Regions from separate parts of the Homo sapiens genome. Here region 1 is linked to region 2. Evidence: chromatin loops called from intact Hi-C (ENCODE). Cell type or tissue: dorsolateral prefrontal cortex. All regions are shown on one strand.

The links. Hi-C counts contacts between places; a loop is a spot of excess contacts. Peaks named below come from ENCODE experiments on the same cell type or tissue, not always from the same donor. Only the 100,000 strongest peaks of a DNase experiment are listed, where the experiment ranks them.
Region 1: it touches region 2 in a loop (8-fold over the local background); 6 of 110 quality-filtered maps call a loop at or near these places.

Annotation. Positions count from the first base shown.
Region 1 is chr5:5,306,007-5,308,506 of GRCh38, reverse strand. It overlaps ADAMTS16 (ADAM metallopeptidase with thrombospondin type 1 motif 16), which reads right to left. Exons shown (of 23, transcript NM_139056.4): 21 at 1,779-2,003. All of the region lies in intron 4 of LOC101929200 (a long non-coding RNA gene), which reads left to right. Among named protein-coding and RNA genes, the nearest start is that of ICE1, 120 kb to the left of the region's middle. In dorsolateral prefrontal cortex, no CTCF peak of the experiment used is centred here; no DNase peak of the experiment used is centred here; H3K27ac peaks cover 1,430 bases.
Region 2 is chr5:5,380,253-5,382,752 of GRCh38, reverse strand. The region is part of intron 2 of LOC101929200 (a long non-coding RNA gene); the gene reads left to right. Among named protein-coding and RNA genes, the nearest start is that of ICE1, 41 kb to the left of the region's middle. In dorsolateral prefrontal cortex, no CTCF peak of the experiment used is centred here; DNase peaks (open chromatin) are centred at 962 and 2,317.

The DNA.
Region 1 (2,500 bases), 74 kb after region 2:
GGATGGGCTTGTTATGCTGATAGCTCACAGCAACACCTGGTACAGTGCAGGGGGACCCAGAACAGGTTGGCCTGAAGAGGTGGATGAGTGGGCAAACTGGGAAGAGGACTCTTGTGAGAGGCCAAGCACGGACTTCTCTGTGGACAGTGGCAAGAGGTGGGCAGAGAGGGAAGGCTGTACGTACACTGTGGATAGGGTTATTCCTATGGCACCAGACACCACGCTGATCACTTGGGAAATGTCTTTGGAGACAGGCAAAGACCTGTGAAAGTTTTTCTGAATGACAGAGCACAGGCCACAGCCCAATGGCCTCTGGAATCAGATGCTGGAAACCACGGAGGATGCGGGAAAGGCTTTGGTGACGGGTGTCTTGGTGGCACGATCAACGTAAGACTTCACCTTGGGTGTGCCACCTGTTATGGTCATGCAACCCTGGCCGGAGGCGGAGGTGTTTTGATGAGGTGGGAAGCAGAAGCACATGCATGAGGTCATTGTCATTTGCTTTTTAGCAACCAGCATTCAGCCCCCATGACAATAGGCTTCGACCGGGTCTTTGTTCTGCTGCCCTCGCCCAGGAAATGCAACCTCTGTCTGCCTCCTAGAAGTGGGGATATAGAGCAGAGGGCGCCGGGCAGGACCATGTCTAGGACCCAAGGACCCCAGTGCAGTGACTATTCTCCAAAGCCAAATGACACGTGTGGACCCCATCGAGCAGGTGAGCTTGTGCCTCTCACTAGCGCTGTGGGAGCTGACTCTGTGCCTCAGTTGCCTCATCTGTGAAATAGGGATGATAAGGTTACCCCCTTAGAGGGCTAATAGGAGAGAGAAAGGAATTGACTCAGAGCAGCGCCAGCACACAGGGCTCTCCACGGTGGCTAGCTGTTGTCCCTGCACTTATTCCTGTCCATTCCACTGTGGCACCCAGTTAGGGACCCACATGGAGATGGGCGAGACAGTGAGAGAGCACATGTAGGGGCTGTTGCCACACGCAGTCACTCCTATTCCCTTCCGCCTGCTTCCTTCCACCTCCATCTCTCCAAAAGGAGAGAATCAGAGCCAGGGCCTCTGCAGCAGGCAGAGGGCCTCTGTGTAAATTAGAAAGAGGCTCACTCTCCCAGCCAAGAGATGGGAAAAGGAGACCAGATGAAGCGCCTCTCTACCGGGCAGCCACAAGCCAGTGCACACGCTTGCAGTGTGCTGCAGAGAACCGAGTGTCAGCCTTCGGAACTCCTAAGGGGTCTGGGCCCACCCCGACCCGAAAGCAGAAATGCCAGCAGCATCGCAGGGGTGGTGGGAGGCGCGGGCACAGACGAGGAGAAACACAGGAACAAAGACCCCGAGGAAGGAACCCCCGCTCCATGGTGGGCATGAGGCTGCTAGCGACCCGATCAGGAAACAGTGAGGGCTGAGGGTGGGCTGAAAAGAACAACCACCTATTTATCCCAGGGCTCGCATTCCTTTCCTGTTCACACTCATCTCTGGGGAATTCAGCCCAGATTTTACCCAAGGCATTGCATTTCCTTATACTTAATTGGGTGACATTTAGAGGAAAACATATGTGCCCTAAAAGATTCAGCAACACTTGGAGACCATCCTCAGAAAGCCACACCCACACCCAGGAACCAGGCCACCCGCACATGCTCTGGAAAGAAAACCTCATGCAGTAGCTTGGCCAGCTTTGGGGAAAACACCCTCGCAGAAGCATCCCCGGGAGCCAGCGGCCAACCCCAGGCCAAGCTGTGCTCGCCCACTCTCCAGGAACCGAGGGCCTCCCCTACCTGAGACCAGGGTGAGGCAAACCAGCTGCCCCTCGAGGGTCCCGCAGCAGCAAATGGGGGGTGCCTGGGGCATGGAAGCGGGGCGCAGGCACGTTCCAGCTCCAGGCTGGGCTTCGGCAAATGTGAGCACTTCTTTGAGGCCAGCTCTCGATACTTTCCAGAAACATACTTTTCAGCACATTTTAAGAATCTTTTCTGTGTTCCTCTTTCACATGTCACAGAGCACTAAAAAGAAGAGAACAAAAGAAGTCAGTGAAAAAAATCTCTTTTTTTGCAAAATCTGTGGGTTAAAATATCAGAGATATCTGCTTGAACATTTATATAAGTGTGAACATTCAGTGAAAATTATTGGACCTTAGCATTTTTAAGAGACATTATAGAATCTATCATTAAAAATAAGAGGAACTTGAAGTCAGTGGCACAGCATCATGGGGCATAAGTAGGGGCAGGGCAGTCAGAAACCATGAAGGGAGTAATTCTAAAGCTACCGTTTCACTGGAAAATTAAAATGTTGGGCTGTCACTGATATCGAAGCATACTGAAACTTAATACATAAGTACATGTGGTAACTACCACGGGTCCATGGATTAACCCACGCAAATGCAGTGATGTTGGCCCCTAAAGCTGGGGCAGGTAGAAGAAACTCAGGGCTCACAATCTTCCCTAGGCATCTGAGTGCTGCCTGCGAGGAAAGGAAGCGTGCGTGGAGAGCACGTCCCTTA
Region 2 (2,500 bases):
TGGAGATTAAGTTTCAGTATGAATTTTGAAGGGGACGCTATATTTTCATACAAATAAAAACTCTCAAGAAGGGAGTCAGAGTCTTAGGTTTCTGGACATGAGACACTCCTGTGATAAGTAGTGGTTTCAGCTTTAGAACAGGGTTCCTCCACAAACTTGGGTGTTCCGTGTACTCACAGTGTTAATGGCCTAGCCTCCTCCCCTGGGGGAAGCTAACTTGGCATTCTCTCCGACTCACCTGATGTCAGTTATTTCCTTGCCAGGGTAAATGGTTATCAGCCCACCTGATACTCGAGAGTTTCAACTCTTCACACCCTCTACCTGCTTTCCCTTTGTGACTTTGCTTTCTGGTGTCTATGATTCCATTCCCTAGTGAGCAGGCAAGCAGGTGAAGTTTATGCAACCATTTCACACCCAGGTCTTTGTCCCTCTCCCTTCTCCCCCAACACCTGGTAGAACCCTTCCCAGTAGCAGGCACATACCATATGAATACATGATGTTTCAAGTCACAGATGAACAGATGCTTTCCTGGTTGGAGGCCCTGGTGCTCGACTGGGCTTTGGTATTGCCCTTGTTCTCCTAAGCCCCATTCCTGGGACTGTGGATAGTAGAGAAATAAGATAGAGGACTTCCAGATTCCTTGAGAGGCTCCAGAAGTAATACTATGGGTAGTTCTGCTTGGATCTCCCAGAATCTGTGTGAGGAGGGGGTGGCAGAGCAGAGAAAAGAGGTGGCATGCTGAATAGACCTCTTGGGGTCAGTTGATGGAAGGAGAAAGGGAATATGGCACCGATAAGAGACTCTGAAACTGCTCACCCAGAGCGCAAGTGGGAGGAACAATTACCTCCACAACTAACTCCCAGACGGGTCTGTGCTCATCATTAGAAAAATGCTGACAGTGGCAGCACATCTACACAGATAAGACGGCTTTTCCTTGCCCAGTCTGCGTGGGCCATTTTTCACAGCTTTTGGAGGCTGCAATTGCTGCCACCATATGTTGTGCTGGAGATGGTGCAGCCAGCTGAGCTTCATGTGGAATAACTGTTGGCAGCCACGCCAACTTTAAATTGATATTAATGTCAAGCTTGCTTTTTATAGTTTTCCTGAAGGTTTTAACAACAATAGACCAAGGCAAGTTTCATCGTACCTGAACCTGAATCAAGCTCACATTTTTCTGATGTGTATTTAATTCGGTTTTGGCACAGAGTCTGTGTTTTTCTTGGGTTTTACATCATTTATGAGGTTGCATGGATACACTCTAACAAAACATCATCCATAATCAAATGAGACTCACAGAAGAAAGAAGTGCATGCCAATTCCGACTAATCTTAGCCTTTATGGGAATAGCTATTTGCTATAAATGATTAGCCAAACATGTGTGTCAACACTTTCTTAGCAGCAGATAGAGATGTTGTTAACCGCCACATTTACCGTGATATTTCTAGCTCCGTAGAGGGGGAGATGCTCTACCACAAACAAATCTGTCAACTAAGTTCTTCTAAGTAAAATCTACTCTACTAATTAATTGTAATAACTAAAGGCATGGATGTTAGCATGGTGTGTGTGTGTGTGTGTGTGTGTGTGTGTGTCTAAAAATTTTGCCTTATTTCACACTAAACATTTTAATAAAATGACTCCAGTCACTCTCGTATCACACTATGGGGTCGTTTTAGGAAGAAAATGAATTTTTCCCCAATATACAGCGGCACATGGTCCTATCCCTCCTCTAATCCAGGGCATCACCCAGCATTTGCTGCGTTGAAAAGAGGTATATATATTCTTCAAGCATAGTTTATGTGATTAAGTATGGCAAAAGCTTAATAATTGAATCCATAGTAAAATATTTGTACAAGAGTCAACATCTGCACCTAATCATTCTATACGTATGTGATGGTTTTGAGCTTATTGTGGGGGACATATTTCTTTTGGTGATTACAAACACACAGCTGCCAGAGAAATCTGCTGTTTTAAAGCACACTTTTGCTGCTGTGAGGGGACGGGGTGGGGACTATGTGGGCTACGCCCTGGCAGGAATGTCTTCTCTTCTGGATGGAGTCTGGTGATTTGTTCATTTGGTTTTTTGTCTGCTGAGTGGATATTGAATGAAGATGAAATGAGATCTGCACACATTGGTGGCTAGACAATTTATTTTCTCAAATTTAGAAACAGTCATAAGATGTAATTCATGAAAAACCCGGACATTGTTTATAACCCGGGGCAAGGCCGACACTTCTTTTCTGTGTTTTCCTGCACTGGCGAACTCAATGCAAATGGGGCATTTCAATTACATCTGAATCAACTGAAAGCACCCATTGATGTTGGGATAAGTGACTGTCTCTGGCCGTCTCTGTTTTATCAGCTGCATCCTCTGTGGGCATGCGAGGCTTTCCAAAGCCCTCAGAGGAGGCCAACATGAAAACTTTGAGTCATCAGATCAACTAGAGACAAATACCTTGAGTTTAATAAAATGAAGTTTTAAATAAAATGAGTTTTTCTTCTA